2 separate regions of the Homo sapiens genome follow, and region 1 is linked to region 2. A link is a loop called in an ENCODE intact Hi-C map of the cell type or tissue named here. Cell type or tissue: tibial artery. All regions are shown on one strand. Links, peaks and the distances in the headings refer to the core of each region. The heading gives the core; the rest is flanking DNA. Region 1 has its middle 71 kb from the start of MIR4308. Region 2 holds the start of SAMD4A-AS1 (SAMD4A antisense RNA 1).

Evidence for each region. Peaks named below come from ENCODE experiments on the same cell type or tissue, not always from the same donor. Only the 100,000 strongest peaks of a DNase experiment are listed, where the experiment ranks them.
Region 1: it touches region 2 in a loop (2.9-fold over the local background); 2 of 110 quality-filtered maps call a loop at or near these places.

Annotation. Positions count from the first base shown.
Region 1 is chr14:54,801,945-54,811,849 of GRCh38, forward strand. No RefSeq gene overlaps it. Among named protein-coding and RNA genes, the nearest start is that of MIR4308, 71 kb to the right of the region's middle. RefSeq lists enhancers at 2,776-3,577, 6,371-6,871 and a silencer at 7,407-7,701. In tibial artery, for the core only: a CTCF peak has its summit at 4,056 (motif pointing left); DNase peaks (open chromatin) are centred at 1,367, 2,933 and 4,058; H3K4me3 peaks cover 659 bases.
Region 2 is chr14:54,686,146-54,696,050 of GRCh38, forward strand. The region is part of intron 2 of SAMD4A (sterile alpha motif domain containing 4A); the gene reads left to right. It overlaps SAMD4A-AS1 (SAMD4A antisense RNA 1), which reads right to left and starts at 1,765. Exons shown (of 3, transcript NR_187163.1): 1 at 1,155-1,765. In tibial artery, for the core only: a CTCF peak has its summit at 5,622 (motif pointing left); DNase peaks (open chromatin) are centred at 1,454 and 5,580; H3K27ac peaks cover 5,816 bases.

The DNA.
Region 1 (9,905 bases), core at 850-8,849, 120 kb after region 2:
TGTTCAACAAACCCCCATGACACACATTTACCTATGTAACAAACCTGCACCATGTACCCCTAAACTTAAAAGTTAAAAAATACAACGGACTTTGGGGACTCAGGGGAAAGGGTGGGAGGGAGGTGAGGGATAAAAGACTGCAAGTTAAATTCAGTGTGCACTGCTCGGATGATGGGTGCACCAAAATCTCACAAATCACCACTAAAGAACTTACTCATGTAACCAAACACCATCTGTTCCCCAAAAACCCAGGAAATAAAACATTTTAAAAATAAGAAAGCCAGATATCAACGAGAGAAAAAAAAGACGTAGCCTCATTGTGCTTGATGATGGATCAGACATGGGCTGTAGAGGAGAAACTAATGAGTCCAGGATGCCTCCCAAAGCGTCTTGCTTGGCCAGCTGAGGTGCTGGGGAAGAATTGGGCTAGGGGTAGGGACATGAAATTTGTTATGTTACATAACCCACCTCCTCATCCAGACAAAATACTGTTTTGCTAAGCTGATACATTTGTTGTTAGATTATCCCCCACTTTGCAGATGGAAAAACTGAGACTCAGAGATGTTAAGCAACTTGTCCAACATCACAGAATTGTTATGGAATGAGGCTCCACGATAAGACTCAAATCCAGGTCTGTCTACCCTAAATATTGCTAGGAGATGGCAATGGCTGGTTGTCTTAGGCTCTGGAGACCCCATATGAGCACACACAGTAAGGAGACTGTGATGAACCTCCAGGCCTTCCCTTTCCAACATCTGTTGCAGCCTGAGACACGAGGTTACTGGTAGGCAGCAGAATTCTGCAAAATGACCATCCTATTTGTTTAAATATAGCCCCTAATTGAAAGAGAAGAGCCGACATGGCTGTGGTTCTCAATCTGACTCCATATGGGAGTCACCTGGGGAGCTTTACCAACTACTGATGCCTGGAGTCCATCCTGAGAGACTCTGACTTAGTTGTTCTAGGGCATGGCCTGGGCGTGAGGTTATTAAGCTCCCAGGTGATTCTAATGGGCAGCCAAATGGGAAAACTGCACATCAAATGAAACTGCTTCTCCTAGCTTACTGGTCTATGAGGTTAAGTGCATCTGCAGCCTTGGTAGATGAGGGTAAAAGGCAGCTGCTTCCACGGACTCATTACAGAACTAAGAGCAAGCACCTGATCCACCCTGTTCCTTGGGTGCCCTACCTATGGGAATCATCTAAGCCAGGCAGCATTAGCAGTGGGGTTTCAGCACACTCCCAGTCACTTCTCAAATTTCTTCCCCATTGGCTTCAATGGTGCTTGCAATGCCTACCGCAAAGACTCAATTTTGTAAGCTATGTGTACTTTAATTAGGTTGATGAATTGTTCCCTGGGATACTGTCATGCCAGACACCTATCACCTCCAATCGGGATGGCACCAGGCTCGAGAGGCTAAAGAAGAGACCCAGAGCCAGCAAACGAGACACGGGGCTTATTGAGGGGAACTTACGGAGCAGCCCAGTGGTGGGGACTGGACAGGAGAACCACCACTTATAAGAGCATGCAGTTTATACAGCGTTCTCACTTAACACCCTCCCCCTAGCAACCATCACCTGGCAACCTTCGTTTAACCCAAAACAAAGGGCCTCAATACTCTGTATGACCCACATTTTATGGGACAGGGCAGGATGGGGGCTCAGATATGCCTCACAGATAAGGAATGAGTCCCCAGGTTGGCCACGCTGGAACTCTAAACACACATTCAGGTGCGTCTGCCATACAGGGTGATTCTCAGAAAATGCTTAAGTTATCGCTGTCAGGTGTGTCTGCCGTGCACAGGTGCATCTACCATACAGTTGCATAGCATTAACAGCTGAGTGATCTATTAACCAGAATTCATCAGCCTGATTATCCAGGTATCTGCCAGTATAGTTTCGGGTTGTCTGTTAATGCAGATTAGGTTACACTCCATTAACAGATACTCCCCAAAACCTCAATGCCTTAAAACCACAAAGACTGGCCTGCATGTCCATCACAGGTCATCAGGGACATCTGCTCTATATGGCTTCCTCTGGAATCCAGCTTCTGGCACAGTTGCCACCTACTGGAGTACTGATATTTGCCACAGCAGAGGGAAAAAAAGGACATGCCTTCCACTAGAAGTGAAATGTGTCACTTCCGCTCACACTTCGTCAGCCGAAGCCAGTCACATGGCCACATCTAACTTCAGTGGAGCTGGGAAGCACAATCCTACCCTGCCATGAAGGACTCACAGACAGGGCTGGACCACAGCACTAATATCTCCCACCCGGTCACCGCATGCTGCCTCCCAGCAGAGCACAAACGAATGTTCAAGACGGCTAAGGTCTTGGGGTCCCCATCCGGCCAATGTCCCTCCCCACTTTTGAGGAATGTGAGCCTGTTACAAAGACAAACCCTGGTCACTTTACCTGGGTTTGCTGCTTCTCTTCAGGACCTCAAAGTCTGGAGGAGCTTAAAGTGGCGTCATCAGACGAGGTCATGTCCTGGGTGGCTGGGTGACCTCCTGTTACGCTCCCAGTGTGCTGCAGGATCACTAGGGTCCCAGGGCCAGGCCCAGCCGCGCATTCATCAAACTCTCCTTCTCTGTTAGCTCCCACCCGACTCTGAGCGGGCCAATTTCTTTCATCATCCACCTCCAGCTGGGCTGCAACCTGTGGATCACTCCTGGTTCAAAGACTCAGAAGCAGGGAAATGTAATGCTCTGAAAGGTGCTTTCACGCACAGCGGCTCTCGCCTTCAGGGGATGTTTGAGGCTGCTCTGACTCAGTCTCCCATTCAAAGGCTGGGTTCAGTGGAGAGCCCGCAGGAAGCTAACAAACCGGACTGTCTGAGGGACTGACTCAAAAAAATAAAAAGAAATAGATGATAGAGTAGCAGAAGTGCCTGCAGCGGCCTCCCGCCCGCGATGTGCCAGGAGTGAGGCAGCTTCTGCTCCACCCTCCCTGCTGCCAGCGTAGCCGAATGGGCTGAGGACGCCCCTCTCCTGGCCCTGCCTCCGCGGTCTCACTGCACCTGTATGGAAAGGTGTTGGGCCCTGGCTCCTCAACAGAAAAGACCCTCCCCCACATCCTGCTTTGCCACTCCTGCAGCCTTCGTTTTTAATATTTATACTGAACGGAGCATTCCTTGCCCAGGAGGCTGGGGAAGAACCTCAAAACTGGAAGCAAGGGCTCGTTTTGAAATCTGTCTTCCTTCACGTTTAAAACAGGCAGCTCTCCCATCTGGGTATCTTGAAAATGTGTTGCAAGCCTGAATGCTCCGGCTTCAAATCCCTGGGGCTCTGAAGCCCAAGCCTGCCTTTCCTCCACTCACTTCCCAGCTCTGCCACTTACCAGCTCAGCTATGTGTCCTTGGGTGCATTACTTTGCCTCTCCGTGCCTCCATTTCTCCATCTGTGCAATAGGGGTGCTACCCAGTGGCGCGTTGTGGAGGGTTAAGTGAGTTGATGTATGCACAGCACCTGGAACAGAGCCTGATACATAGGCTGTGCTCTTGAGTGTTAGCCGCGAGTATTGTCATGGTGATTACAATCCTCAAGCACTGTCCATTCCCTACCTCGTCAGCCGATGACAGGAGTTATTAGCTACAAAGTCTTCACTCAGGCCATTCCCAGCACTCTCCCCAGCCTGGAAGCACCCACAAAATCAGGTATCCTGTAGACAGACTGTTCTCCATTCCCCTTGGGACCCACAGCCCTTGCTGTAGCACCCAGTATGAAGGCTGGATCCAAGACTCGGGAGCCATGAGCAACACAGGGGCTGCTGAGAGAAGATGTCCTCTAGCCACACCACACACCCTGATATGTACACGTGCACACCACACACTCATCCCCAGGGTGGTTATGCCAGTTGTGCAGCACTTTTGGTGACTACAAATCCCTCTAGCCCTAAGAGGAACCAATTAAGCAATGTATTTAGTGGCCTTAGCAAGGAGGGAAAGAGTCACCTTAAACATTTTTCCCCGGCGAATCTGACACATTTTGGCAGCCCAGGAGGTTCCAGAAGGGAAAGGGGAAGCCATGCGCAGCTGGCGCCCTCTGGTGGTCAGTGTCTTCCCACTCAGCGCTTGTTCTGGGGAGGCGGCACCAGAACAGCCCTATTCAAATCAACATAAGTCCCTATGCCCCGGGTCACATGCGGTGGAAGGAACCAGGATGAGAAGGATGCCATCCTGGCCCTCGAGGTGCTCATAGTCTCTCAAATCACTGTGTCTTCTAGCCTGGGATTGTTCTCCCGCCCTGGTATCATGACGTTAGTAAGTCGCGCTCATGGAGCTCCGACTGCTGAATCCCCGCTAAGTCCACGTCCTGCGCAAGGCACTTAGTATCCACTAGCTGTCACCTTTACAGCAACACTGTGCCTTCATCTTATCTGGTTTTATAGATGAGGCTCCAGCAACTAGGTGACTTGCCCAAAGTCGCACAGCCCATTTGATGCCAGAGATTTTATTTAAATTTAGTTTATTTTAAACACATACAAATGACACAAAACTCAAATTTTCTGAAGGATTCTATAATGAAAACATCTCCCTCCAACCACTGTTCTGCCAAGTTGCCACACTGTTTGCAACCTTCGTTTTTAGTTTCTCGTGAACTTGTTCAACAATATCCCATGGGTATAAAGGGAGTTTTTTTTTTAACGCACAGAGGCTGCATACCATACACTGTTCCCAGCCTTGCATCCCCGCACCTTCCCTGCGCCCCTTAGGTTAAAACGCAAAGTTGATTTTAAAAATAAATATGGCCTGGGCGGTGGCTCATGCCTTGTAATCTCAGCACTTTAGGAGGCCGAGGAGGGGTGGATCACTTGAGGTCAGGAGTTCAAGATCAGCCTGGCCAACATGGTGAAACTACATCTCTACTGAGAATACAAAAATCAGCTGGGCGTGGTGGCGGGCACTTGTAATCTCAGCTACTTGGGAGGCTGAGGCAGGAGAATCACTTGAACCTGGGAGGTGGATATTGCAGTGAGCCGATATTACAACACTGCACTCCAGCCTAGGCAACAGAGGGAGACTCCGTCACAAAATACATACATACATACATACATAAAAAGGCCTGGACGACAAGATTCTAGATAATGGCCCTACTTAGGACCCAAGCCCCCTTTTGCACCACAAGTGGTCAGGCCAACTTAGTGCTGTTTTTCTCTTATGAGCATGGATTTCCAGAAGTAGAACTGCACTCTAATATCACTGACAATCGTTTTGTAGCAATGAATGCATGGAAATGCCTCATTCTTTTTAAGAGGTATTGTATGAAATAACCACAGGTTATTAAACTTGCCCACTACAGATGGGCATTGAGATGTTGCCAGTCTTCTGTGGTTACAAATATACTGCAATGAACCTCCTTGTCCACCTGCCCTTTTGCACAGGTGAAATTGCTAGGTCAAAGGATACACAGGTGTGTTTGTGATTGTAAAAGATGCCATCAAACTTCCCCCTATTATGGTTGTACCAACTGACCCCCCATTGCAGGGAGTAGAACCCAGGACCTCCTAACTCTGAAGCTAAGGCTGTCTTCCCCTGTCAGTTTCATGACTATGACAAATGTCATGTTGAGGTCCAAAGGGAGTGGGTGGATGAGCAGAAAGAATGCTCAGGGGGCCGTAGGCAGGTAAAATATGATTTTACTCAGCAGCCGCTCTCATCAACAGCTTTCTTACACTGTCTGCCCTGTCTCGGCTGCTTAGTCTGGCTCCCACGCACAGCTGCACGGCCAGCTCTCCCTTGCCTTTAGGGTCAGCAGCTTAACTCTTTCTCTCTCTCTCTCTGGGCATGAGTGAGCCAAGCTGTGTCCATCCAGCCAGTAGGCAGCAGCTCCCGGACAGACTGGGCCCTTGTGGAACACTCCTCAGCCCCCCAACCCCCAGCAGCTAAAGGAGGCATAGTAGCTTTGACTCCTAGGCCTTCAAAGATACAACCCATCCTTTGTCCACTGTCCAGCAATCTGCACACGCTCTGGCCTCCACTAGAGGAAGAGGTCCCATTATGGAGGAGCCTTTAAGACTTTGGCCCCACTGCACTGGGTGCAGCCCCGATGAGCCCACCTTCCTGGCTGCTTCTTACTGAGCACCCTTCAGCCCTGAGGATGGACAGCAATAGGAGAGCTTGGCATCCCACTGCTCCCTGCGCAGCCTCCTCCACCAGCAAAGCTCCTTTTCCTATGTCCCTGCTCCTCCCCGGAATCAAGGGACACCTGGTCAGCCAAGGACACAGCCATCTCAATTCCGAGGGGCCTGGGATGTGTGGGAAATGGTGCCCTCAGGAGCAAGGGCTGGAAGACAATCAGCCCAGGAGCGCCTCGCTGCACACTGCAGAGGATTCTCCAAGGCAGGCAGCTGGAGCAAGAGCTCCAGCAGGGCCTGCTCTGCCCACCAGCCTTGGGGGCTCTGAGTGCTGGGAAGCCCAGCTGGTTCCTGTTTGGCACCTGCAAAAAACCATGAATCCAGCTCTTGGGATGAAAGTAGGGCCTGAAAAACCATCTGGATGGGCCCCTGGGTAGGCAGTGGGCACACAGGGGATGATGGGTGACCTGTGTCACCACACACTCCCAGCATCCAGCCTGTTTATCAGCATGTCATCTACTGTCATTATCTCAAAATACTCCCCTGCCAGCCGATTACAGCAAGTGTCAGCTTCCTAATGCACAGTGCATAAACTGCAGAGCCACACATCAAACCCAGGGGGTCTGACTGGATATTCAAAGTCTGCCCAGAGTGACATCATACTGGTAAGCCCCCAAGAACTACTCCATAGGGAACTCGACTGTGGCTTCCCTGCACCCCTTAGGTTAAAATGCAAAGTTGGCTTTAAAAATAAATAGAAGGTGTGGACAGCAAGATTCTAGATAATGGTCCTGCCTAGGACCCAAGGCCCCCCTTTGCAATACAGGTGGTCAGCCCAACTTGGTGCTGTTTTTCTCTTATGAACTTGGATTTCCAGAAGTAGAGCTCCTGCCGGATTCCTTTCAAAATGCACACCCTCTTGCAACACGTGTCAGGCACGCAGGCGCGGCTCCCACTACAGGAGGAAGTGACCTCCCCATTGGCTGAGAGAGCTTAGGACCATGGTCCTCACGCTCAACTATGCACCAGAAAGAAATTAGTGCTCATTTTTAGGTGGGATAATAATATTGTGGTTATGTCTTTAAAAAGATCCCCTTATGTTTTAGACAGGGGGACCTGTCTACAGATGAAATAATTTAATGTCTGGGATTTGATTCAAAATCATACTAGGGACAGTGAGTAGGAGTAGAGATGCAACAAGATTGGCCATCTATGGGTAACTGTTGAAGCCGGGCTGTGGGTGCATAGGGTTCATTATACTATCCTGTCTACTTTTGTGTATGTTTAAAGTTTTCTATAATAAAAAGCAGAATGAAGAGGAGAAAGAAACACAGAGAGCATGGTAAAAACGCAGCTCTTCAGGGTCCTGGCCCAGGAGTGCAAATGAAGGTTGAGGGCCCAGGAATCTGCTTTTCTCAGGCTCCCTGCTGGCCGGTGAGAAACCTCAGCTTCAGGGTCCCAGAGCCCACAGAGGCCAAGAGGCTGAGGCCAGAGGTCCCCCGGAGCAGCCCCTGTAAATGGTCCCTGTCTATAGTCAGCCATCATTTAGGCTGCAGTGGGCTCGTCAGTGCCAGGAATATGAACGGCCTCACGGTCTATTCATTCTCGCCCGGCATCACTGTCAAGATCACAATAAGCAGCATGGCAGGATCTATGCACGGAGCTGGCTGAATCTTTATTAAAATCTTTTTTTTGTGCATGATGTTCCCAATTTGTTTCTTTGTTCCTGGTATCTGGAGTCACGCAGTTTCTGATATTTGTCTTGGAGATGGAGGAAGTTTGACTGACATGCCACGGTGGTGGAAAGGTAGTATTGATATCCTGAAAAACCTATTCTATCCAGCGAGAAATATCACCCCATAGCCCATGCTGCTGTGTCCGGGCCGCCTCCAAGGCTCGTCAGTTTGGAGGCCCCAGCGAGGTTCTCAGCATGGCTGGCAGGTGCTGCGGCCCAGAACTTAAGTGAAAGTCAAATCTGACTCATGCTTGTCACCTAGAGTGGGTGTTCTACATGTATGTGTTCCTGGGGCCCCAGAGCTGGAAGAGGTGGCCCAGGGCCTCAGGTGCCACACGCCTCCTACAACCCTTCAGCCAAAGCATCTATCTCCTTATGCACTTTACTCATGAGGGGTCTAGGTATGGCCTTTATTTTTTAAGGTTTCTGCTTCTAAAACAAACAAACAAAAAATCAAAACAGGCTAGGCAAGGTGGCTCGTGCCTGTAATCCCAGGACATTGGGAGGCCAAGGTAGACAAATCCCTTGAGGCCAGGAGTTCGAGACCAGCCTGGGAAACATGACAAAACCCCATCTCTACTAAAAATACAAAAATTAGCCAGGCATGATGGTGCACGCACCTGTAGTCCCAGCTACTCGGGAGACTGAGGTGGGAATATCACTTGAGCCTGGAAGGTGGAGCCTGCAGTGAGCTGAGATCATACCACTGCACTCCAGCCTGGATGACAGAGCAAGACCCTGTCTCAAAAACAAAAACAAACCCAAATTTTTTAAAGTTTGAAAAGCACTAACTTTGATATATGGGGAAGAAATGAAAATATGGCCAGGGAGTATGTACAACTAGAATCAGTGGGAATGTAAAATGGTACAGCCACATAAAAGAGTTTAAAAATTCAATATATTCCTACCCTTTGATCCAGCCATTCCACTCCTAGATATTTGTCAGGATGAATGAAAGCATATGTTCGTATAATGACTTATACACAAATGTTCATAGCAACTTTATTTGTAAAATCCCCAAACTTGACCCAAACAACCCAAATGTCCACAGATGAACTGATACATAGTGGTATATTCATGCAAGAGAACACTATTCAGCAGTGAAACAGAACAAACTGTTGATATACACAACAACAGACGAATCTCAGAGTAATTCTACTGAGTGAAAGAAGTAGGACAAAAAAATACAAACCATACGATTCCAGTAACAGAGGATTTTAGAAAATGCACATTCAACTGTTGTGACAGGAAGCAGATCTGTTTTGGAGTCTGTTTTGGGGGAAAAGGGAGGTAGAGATTACAAAGGGGTGTGGGTACTGCTCAGGGGTAAAGAACATGTCTACTATCTCGATTGTGGGGACGGTTTTGCAGGTATATACATATTTCAAAATTCTTCCAATTGCACACCTTAAATACTTGCAGTTTACATCAATGATACCTCAACAAATTTGTGGGGAAAAAAAAATTTAATAGGAAAAATAGCTTTAACAAAATGTGATCAGGAAAAGAAAATCCCTCTCCAGGGTCTGAGACAGAAATTCATCCCAAACCAGGTTTTTTCCAGTGATCTATGTCTCCTGAGCCCCACAACATGAATGGCACCCTGCTAGGTGCTGGAAGAGGCACAAAGCTAATGGTTTAACTGGGGAGATAAGAGACACACCAACTGCCACAGGGCGACGAGACAGGTGTCTCATGAATATCAGCGAGAGCTGCAGGGGTTAGGACTTGAGATGATCAAAGAAGGCTCCTTGGAAGAAGCAACATTTTAGTTGTGTCTTGAGTATATAGAGTTTTGAAAGATGAAGATGGAGCCAGCCGTGTTCCAGGCGGAGAGGCCAGCATGAAGAGATGTACAGATGGAGAACGACCACTGTTAAAACAAGGGGAGTAATGGAGGACACTATGGAGGCCGGATGACAGAAGTCCTTGAGTGCTAGATGACAGAGCCTGGATTTACGAGGCAGGCATGGAGAGCAGAAGAGAAACATGGCTCATTCATTAATTAAGACTTTACTGCGAACCTGCTATGTGTCACATCCAGTGTTGGGGGCCTTGGGATTCAAAGATGACCCCTGCCAGCAGAGTGTGCATCT
Region 2 (9,905 bases), core at 927-8,926:
CTGAGCCCTGTCTCCATGCAGGTTATTCTGAATGTGGGTGAGGGAGTGGGTGAGGATGGGGAGTGCTGGGTTGGGAAGTTTCAGGAGTGAATATCAGCTGAGGTGGGGATGCCCTGGCTCCCAACACAATTAGCTTCATTCTGCTACAGTTGGGGGTTTTCTTATCATTAGTCGGGAAGGCCTAGCCAGAGAATTCCAGTATTCCAGAGCAAGTTTAATTGTGGGTGATTTCATTCTGCCCTTTTTATGTCGCAGCCAGGGGCTTGCGTCATATAACAGTGAATTCAGGGAGATTTTTATTTGCATGTGAATCATAGCTTTTCCAGCTGAATGTCACTTACTTGGAATTTTTGTCTGATTTTGTTTTTGTTTTTGTCTCTTGGTGTTTTTCCATCGGGCTCTTTGGCTAACCAGAAAAAAAAAAAATAGAGGAAGGGCTCAATCTGACTGAAACAGGGTTTGAGTTGGCAACTCAAAAGGAGAGTATTATGAATGTGAAAAAAAGAAAACGGATGCTTTATTTTGCTTTGAGGGAGGGACCGAAGCCAAGTCAAATTGAGAGCTCTAATTTGGGAATAGTGTTATTACAGGTCATTGGGAGTTGGTTACGCGCTAAATTGGGAGGCCAGTCACATGAGGAGGCAGCAGAGGCAGATCACATGGGGGACAGTTGGGGCCCTTTTATAATGAAATTTTGTTTTATTTACTACACAGTTGAAATGTACTTATGTCATTTTGAGAAACCAAGTCACCTTATTGGCTGGGAGTTGCTCCCTGCCCTGGCCCATCAGTTGTTTGATAAATAAGCCAGTTCTTCCAATCTTTGTGCTTTCCGGGGCTTGATTTTGGCAGTGGGATCTGTGCAGTGATTCATGGAGCTGACCCTGTGATAGGGGTTATACATCTGCCCTTCCCCTGACTGACTCCAAGGGGCTTGATCTCTTCTCCTCCAAAGGCTCTACCCATTTTAGACCTCAAGGTCAAGACATACAGAAAACTTCTAACATTATATAAAGAAGTGATGACCTTTGTTTTTTAGATTATCTTCCATTTTCTCAGCACTGTTCCTCTTAATGTCATCTTGCAAAATAAGAAAGAGAAAAGATGGATCCTGCCCCTCCATGGGCAGTTATGAACCAAGTATTTCTTCTTACCTCAAAACTGCAGACTTTGGATGTTCTTGGCATCTCGGGGAGGACCAGGAAGGGTGGTGTGTGGTCAGCTGCTGATTTTCCTTGAAGAATCAAAGTTGGCATTCTTGGTGTCCACAGCCCTGATTAGTTAGCTGTGTTTGAAATAAAAACAAACAAAAAAAGGCAGCCAAAAAACAATATCTAGAATTCAGTTAATTCATTCCCACTGCAAACAAGTTGTGCTCATGCTCCTAAATGGGGTATGTTACTAAGCCGGTGACACAGAGCATCTGGGCCGGCGATGCTTGTGATCGAGGTTAGGAATAGAAGGTGTGTGGAAACTTTCTATAAAAGGCAGCCAGGTCCCCTGGACAAGGGGTCAGGAAGCTTCAGCACTGTTCACGGTGGCACCAGGGCATTACTGCATGATTTGGGGCAAGTGTCTCTGCGCCTTGGTGTCCCCTAAGTGCCGTATTGATTTGGGGGAATGGGAGGGTAAGGGCCTCAAGAAATGTTTGAGATGTAAAATGTTAAATGTTTGAGATGTGACATGTAAGATAAGTGGAGGGAGCGTGATGTCACAGGAGCTCAAATCAGGGCCACGTGTCCCTGAATGGGGCTGGGCTGCTGTCCCTTCTCAGGCATCACCCTCTGTGGCTGATGCCTCTGACATCATAATACCCAGCCAGACACTCAATAATGATGAGCTGTGCCCAGTGGACACCTGAGGAGGGAAGAAAAGGAGAAGGACAAAGTGGAGAGGGAGGAGATGGAGCAATCTCTTATGTGATCATTCCATCAACTCACAAATTTTTCACCTAACACCTGGTTCAACTGTAATGTGCTCAGCTCCGTATAACCTGGACAGCAGCTGTGCCCTCACCCCTAAACTCAGCAAAATATTATGGTCCTCTAATCAAGAGAATTTTGCTCCTGTTACTGCATGTCTTGTGGGTTCATCGTCAGACCAGTGAGTTGATACCAAACTTCACCAAACGGTTCTCCGGAGCAACCGTTTAGAGGTAACGTACTGGCTCTCACGCCCAGGCTTCTCTGGGCTTCTGCAGACTCATCTCAACTCTCCTCCTTGGAGCAGCACATAACTGGGGATTGTGTGGGGGTGGTTTGTGAGGGTGTGAGCCTGTGGTAAAGATGCTTTAAAACTGAAATTCTCACCTTCGTTTGATTCATGAGCCAGCACAGGCTTGGCCAGACTTTGTTTATTCTTATGGCACTCTTCAAACCCAAACGGGCCAAATCGTGGCTTCCCTGTCTATCCTTAGATGCAGCGATTGCTGCTTTTAACTGGGTAGGTTGCTATGAATAGAAAACTTGAGAGATCAGCCCTGTCTTAGAAATATTATGACATTTTGCTTATTTATTGTTGACTTAAAAAAAAATCCAACAACTTCCTCTAAAAATAGGTCCTTGCCACTCTTTCAACTGCTTCCTCCTAGCCTTTCTCCTGGTAAGAAATCATGGTTCCCACCTGGTTTCACATCAGCCTTACTCGATCCTCCAAATGCTATCAATTGGAGGCCATGATTTTCTTGGGTTCTCAAATGTGAACCTGGATCAAAATCATCAGGGGGCTGGTTAAACACAGTTTTTGATTCAGTAGATCTATAGAGAGGGTCCCAGAAGTCGTAATTCTTTTTTTTTTTTTTTTTGAGGCGGAGTTTTGCTCCTGTTTTCCAGGTTAGAGTCCAATGGCACAATCTTGGCTCACTGCAAACTCCTTCTCCCGAGTTCAAGCGATTCTTCTGCCTCAACTTCCCGAGTAGCTGGGATTAAAGGCGCCCGCCACCATGCCTGGCTAATTTTTGTATTTTTAGTAGAGACAGGATTTCACCACGTTGGCCAGGCTGGTCTCAAACTCCTGACCTACAGGTGATCCACCCACCTCAGCCTCCCAAAGTGCTGGGATTACAGGCATGAGCCACCGCGCCCGGCCCAGAGGTTGTATTTCTAACAATTTTCCAGGCATGCCCCTCCTCCATACTTTGTGAACCAGTGCCTTAGGGCTTTGGGTCTCCTCCTGTCCCCATCCTGTAGGAGAGAGCCCCATGGAGCATGATCCTGGTCCCTTAGATTGGTGGTGAGCAGCTAACAACCACATAGTACTCACCATGGGCCAGATGATGGTCCCATGCTTTACAAAGATTAAGTAACTCAAACATCACCAATCTTAGGAGGTAGCCCATTTTCCAGATGGAGGAACTGAAGCACAGAGTGGTTAAGTGAATTGCCCAAGTTCACACAGCTCATTCAATGGAAGCTCAGACAACATGGCTAGCATCTGTGCTCTCATTCCCCACGCCATATTATCATTCTGTTTTCCCCAAGTCACTTAGAGCACCTGATACTCCTACAGTTCTTAAGAGTGAATACCTTAGAAAGGAGCCGCCAAGACAACTGAACCCATCTTAGGCGCTAACAACCAGCATCTTGGGCTCCGATTGTCCAGGTGACTTGACTACCCTACCTGTGTCTGTGACTGAGTAGAGGCAAGAGGAGGGGGCTCTTAGCAGAAATACATTGGACATGTGACCTGGTGAAGGCCAAGGGAGGGGTGTTGATGTGAAGACGCTGGGGACATCATCTGTGAAGACAGGCCAGCCCTCCCCTTCTGCTGGAGCCTCAGTGTCCCCTCACCATTCTGCGCTGGTCCAGAGATTTCCTGCTATTGATACTTATCAGAGACACAAAGCTGAGGAGGAACAGATGTGCCATGTCATCAGCCATAATAGAAAAAGTGCATGAATCTTTTTTGGACCAGGTTGGTCTAGCAAGGCTGTGTGATCAGCACTAACCTGGGTGAGGGAGTAGGAGACACAGAAGTGGATGGACTGTCCCCACCCACAAGGAGGGGTGAAGTGGGGGGGGTGTTATACAGATATGCAAGTCACTGAGCTCAATTGTGGTAGAGAAAAGGCAATGAGGGCCCAAATGGGTAAATGGCATTTGGGGAGAGAGGTGGATTCTTAAACTACATCACAGATGATGATAGGAGCAGGAGGGGGAGGGTTCAGATGTGTCCAAGACATATCTACAGCAGAGAGTATGTAATGATAAATAATAGTGATCTCTTTTGAGATTCAAACAGCCAGAGGTTAAGTCTCCACTGGTATAGTGATAATAGACTAAGCTCTTTTTTTTTTTCTGCCAAATAATGTGTTGAGTCCTGGCTGGAGGGCCTAGGAGTACTTTAGAAGATGGATTCTACTCCTTACAGTGTTGCCTGTTGGTTCTAGAAATGGAGCCCTTCTCCAAGTATTTCTCTACCCCATTGGTCTGATTCTCCCCAAGTTATTTGTGTTACAGACACTTCTATGGGTACAAAACTTTCCCTTTGGCTATCTCTGATACCACAAATGTCATTGAAAAGGACAGATCCTAGCACTAGGCCATATACATTGATAGGAACCAAAGACAGATATCTGATAGATTAATAAATACAACCACTTCCAAAGGTGATGGTATGAAGCTAGATTCAAACAACACAGTAGGCCAGTGCTGTCACTCCCAGCTCAGAACCATTGTGGCTAGAAGTTAGCTTTGTCTTTCTCCTCACTGAGCCATGTGTCTCAGACCCTGGGGTAGAGTTGAGGGAGGGCAGACAATGGTTAGTTTCCAAACTCCCTGGACATAGGGGCCCCTTGCTGCCTTCTGCCTTCCTCCATAGAGTTTAGAAGGTTTGTTTCCAGGAAGGAGCTCCTTCCTGCCAGGTTTGTCCTCTCTCCAGCTTCTCAGCAGTGCAGGGTGCTTACAACACAGCCCACAGGCCTGCCTGCACTGGGCTGTGTGGGTCTGTAGACAAGGTTCTCAACTCTGCCTCTGCGTCTGCTCCTCTCCGTCCTACTGGGCCTTTCTGCTCCCCCTTACCTTTCCCTGCCTGAGCCCTCTCACTGTTTTTGTGCCTGCCTTTGTTGTAGAATTCTAGATGGCAGCATGCTTGCAACTTGGGAAGGATGAGGCCCTTGTCTGGAGACATTATCCCTATGAGCTCTGAGGTCTTGTCTCCTTCTGTAGCATCCCCACCAATGTGGCCAAAGCCAAGGGCCCTCATCTGATCAGTCCTCCTGATTCTGGTCCAGCCACTGAGCCCTAGGTCTACTCAATTTCATGGCAGGATACCCAGAAGGAGGGAAATGGCCTCAGCCATTCTCATTCCTATTTAGAGAAGTGCATTCTTCACCATCATCCTTCCTACCTTTTCTTCTTACCCACTGCCCAAGGACTTCAGCAATGAAAAAGTAGCTTCCCTTCTCAAAAAAAAAAAAAAAAAAAAAAAAAATCTGAAAAATCTTATTCTGATTGCATCAATAGACCTACTAACCTGAAAATGAGTTTGGTGCACAAGTAACAGGTGAAAATCAGCAGCCTTTTACTGCTTACTGTTGCAGAAATTCCCAGCATTGGCTGGCGGCTGGAGGGGAAGCAGGAAGGGAGGTGTGCCTCTAGCTCCCTCTACAGGGCTGTGCCCCAGGAGGACAGGAGAGCCAGGCTGAATATGTTCCAGGGTCACCCAACTCTGTCCTTGTACAGTTAGCCAGGCCTTTCTTTCCAAAAAGAGTATCAGTTAATTTGTGACTATGGACTCGAATATCCTGCCTCCACAAAATTGTTCATTCTGTCCCCCATTGGATGACTTGTACGTGTATTTCATATTTCATACCTAAATGAGTGATACATACATTTTACTATCAACATTGCTAACATGCATATTTTGGGAATATCTACATGCTGTTCCTTGGTGACAATATTTACATGGTTACACACCACACCACAGGGCTCTTACATTCACACTTACACTTTGGATCCCATCTCTTGAGTTGGGAAATTTTGTCTATAAGTTGTTGAGCAACTTCCTCGTTATTTTAGAAAGCGTGGGACCCAGTGACTTCACAGTTCACAGTCATGTAAAGATATAGAATGGCTCCCTGGTGTCAGGGGTGGGATGTGTGCACTCCAGCCCTTCCCAGACTTCCTGAGGTGTATAAACCTGTTGTGTGGCATGGCTGTTGTTCCGTTTGCTCCACTGAATTAAGCATGAACTATTCTTTTGTGATTCAGTCTGTTTATACTCCTCCCAAGATACTCCTCTGTTGACTGTCTGGACATTGCCAAGGATGCTGGCCTTGGAGTTCTTTGTAAAATATTATTGCAGTTAGGTTACGTGGACAATGCCGTGCTCCTTTTGGGACTCTCATGTCTAGAGCCTCTTGTGCAACAGGGGCTAAATCTAAGTGTAGAAGCAGAAAGCACACTTTTCTCCTTTGCAAGGTCAGCATGAGGATTGCTAATTCATTATTTTAAGGTACTATTGGAGTGTCACTCTGTGGTGTGTGGGGTTTTGGCAGTGGTGGTCTGGAGTGTGAGGGCGGCGCTGAAGATTAGAGAGTGGGAAAGCTTCCTGTGTTTAGAACACTTCCAGCCTCTCCTCTGAGGGGTTTTTGGTGTAAAAAACTAGTCGAGTGTGGTTTACAAGAATGTGTCTTGTGTTTGTCGAGTGAGGTAACATTTTTTTCATCTCTAATTTATATAACTCTTAGGAGACCCATTCCTATGAGGCCTTATTGAAACAATCACTTAGTGCCCCCCCCCGCAAAAAAATCAGACATATAACAGTCTTAACCCTGTTGACATTGTTTTTCTTTCCTTCTTCAACAGATGTTTGCAAGAGTTGTATTAAATATATTTCATTCTGCTGTCTCAGCCTCTCAAATCCTTTTCACGAAGATTACTTTAATGGGTGTCAGTTACAATCACAAAAAGCACCCATTTTGCTTTTGTTTTCTAGCAAAAAACAATGGGGAAACTTTCCATCTTAAACAGAATATTGAAAAGGGGGGGGTAGTAAAGACTTTGAAAATTGAGCTAATCATTTTATTTTCCTCTTTTCCATGTTCCTGTTTTTATTTGATGTTAAAGCTAAAAATAATCAGAATACAACAAAGTTGAATGAGAAAGGGGCAACTGAACAGTTTGTGTGTGACAGTTGGTACCTACTATTGTTTATAGGTCGTCTATTCTATCTTAAGCCTTCCATTTAAAGGAAACTTCTAGGAAATACCTAACATTTTGAAGAAATCCAAACGACTATTAAAACACTATCAAACAAAAGGCCATAATTAGCTGGGCGCAGTGCCTCATGCCTGTAATCCTAGTACTTTGGGAGGCTGAGGCAGGAGGATCATTTGAAACTAACCTGAGCAACAAAGCAAGACTCCATCTCTACAAAAAATACAAAAATTAGCCAGATGTGGTAGTAGATGGCTGTAGTCCGAGCTGCTTAGGATGTTGAGGTGGGAGGAAGGCTTGAGGCTAAGAGGTTGAGGTTGCAGTGAGCTGTGATTGTGCCACTGCTCTCTAGCCTGGGCAACAGAGCAAGACCCTGTCTCAAAAAAAAACTGTAATTAAGAAGGAACTATTAATGCATGAAAAAATGGAGACACCCTCATTACCCTCATGGAGCTTGCATTCTAATGGAGAGGGGCCAGAAATAAGCATACTGTACAGCAGGTCACATGGTGGTAAGCGCTATGGAAAAAACAAAGCATGACCTGGGAATAAGGGAGTGTAAGGTGAGAGAGTGGGGTGGGCAATTTAAAATAGTGTAGACAGATAAGATCTCATTAGGAAGGTGACATTTGAGCAAAGACAGAGCTGAGAGAGGCTAAACATGGGTGTGGGGGAAACGTGTTCCAGGCAGAGGAAGCAGCAAGTGTGAAGGTTCTGAGGCAGGCACGCGGCTGATATGTTGAAGGAACATCACAGCAGCCAGGATGGACTGAAACAGGAGAGGGTCAGTAGTAAGGGTGGAGGCTAGATCATAGAGGGACTAACAGGCCATCATAAGGACTTTGGCTTTTACTCTGAGATGGGAAGCCATTGACATGTTTGATCAGGGGAGTGACATGACTTACCTTCTAGTTTTAAAAGATCCTTCTTTTAGAAATGATTGTTATGGTTGATAAGAGACTACTGGAGAGGGTGGGGATATGCAGAAACATGGTGAGGGGTAGTCACATTCCAGATGTATTTTGAAGATTCAGCCCATAGGATTTATGGAGAGGTTAGATGCAGGATATGAGAGAAAGGAGTCAAGGATACTCCAAGGTTTTGACCTGAGCAATTGGAAAGATGGAAAGCCATCTGCTGAGATAGGAAAGAGGAGCAAAGAAGCAGATGTGGTGAGAGTGAGAGCAAGAGTTGGGTTGTGGACATGTTGACTTTGAGATCATCTGAGTGAGCATGGAGAGGGTGCAGTTGGAGTGTGAATCTGGGGCTCAGGGGAGAAACCTGGGCTGGAAATACAAACGTGGAGTTGTCTGCATACTCATGGGCCAGAGGTCAGAACCGAGGCAGGTGGCTGGGGGAGCTGGCCTGGTTTTTGTGCCCTCTGGGAATGGCCAGCCTCAGACCTCCTGACTGGTCATGGCCAGGAGGTCAGAAATCTGAAGGTGAATCCTAACCCTAACTTGAGTCCTTGGCTGAGATCTCAGGACTACTTCCCAGCTGGCCTGGGTCCTCAAGGAGTAAAGGAGCAGTCCTGGAGCACCCAGCTGTGCCGGTACCTGGGGAAAAAGTAACTACAGATGGAAAGTCTCCATGGAAGAAATGACCAGATCTCTACTCTGGAAAGGTAAAGGGCTCATTGGAAGTATCTGCTAGGGCAAGAGGTACCTGGTTCTTGCCTTTTGAGGATGGTCAGATGCCTTTGAATGACCAGCACCTGATGACCTTCTGCTGTCAGAAAAGACTGGAATGGTCATAATGGTCTATACAGTCCACTACATAGATGCCTGCCTTTTCTAGTGAATCCAAGGGACAGTAGCATTTTGAAGTGATCTTTACCAAGTAACCAAAAGCTCTCTGTATTCATTAACTATTGCTGTGTAACAAACTACCCTAAAACTTAATGACTTAACATAACAACAAGTTATCTCAGTTTTCTGAGGGTCAGCAATTTAGAACAGCCTGGCTGGGAAGCTCTGCCTTAAGGTCTCCAACAAAGCTGTAGTCAAGAAATAAACTAGACCTGGAGGAGCCACTTCCAAGCTCACTCACATGGCTGGCAAGTTGATTCTGGCTGTTGGCAGGAGGCCTGAACTCCTCCCCATACAGGTCTCTCCCTGGGATGCCTGAGCATCTTCATAATTGGTGTGACTGGCTTCCCCCAGAACAAGTGAACCAAGACAGCAAGGTAGAAGCTGCAATGCTTTTTATGACCTAAGGTCAGAACGCCTCCACTGCACACTCTTGGTCACATAGACCAGCTCTCATTCAGTGTGGGAGAAAAGCACATAGGTGAATACCAGTAGTCTAGGATCAATGGAGGCCACCCTGGAAGCCCGCAATCACCTTCCTTGAAAATAGGGGGAGGGTTAGGGCCGGGCACGGTGGCTCACGCCTGTAATCCCAGCACTTTGGGAGGCCAAGGCAGGTGGATCATGAGGTCAGGAGTTCAAGACCAGCCTAGCCAACATGGTGAAACCCCATCTCTACTAAAAATACAAAAATTAGCCAGGCGTGGTGGCGCATGCCTGTAATCCCAGCTACTTGGGAGGCTGAATCAGGAGAATCGCTTGAACCCAGGAGGCGGAGGTTACAGTGAGCCAAGACCATGCCACTGTGCTCCAGCCTGGTGACGGAGTGAGACTCCATCTCAGAAAAAAAAAAAAAAAAAAAAGAAAAAGAAAATAGGGGGAGGGTTTATATCTTTTCAATCCTTTGTACCTTTTCAAAACACTACTTGCAGCTGTAAGG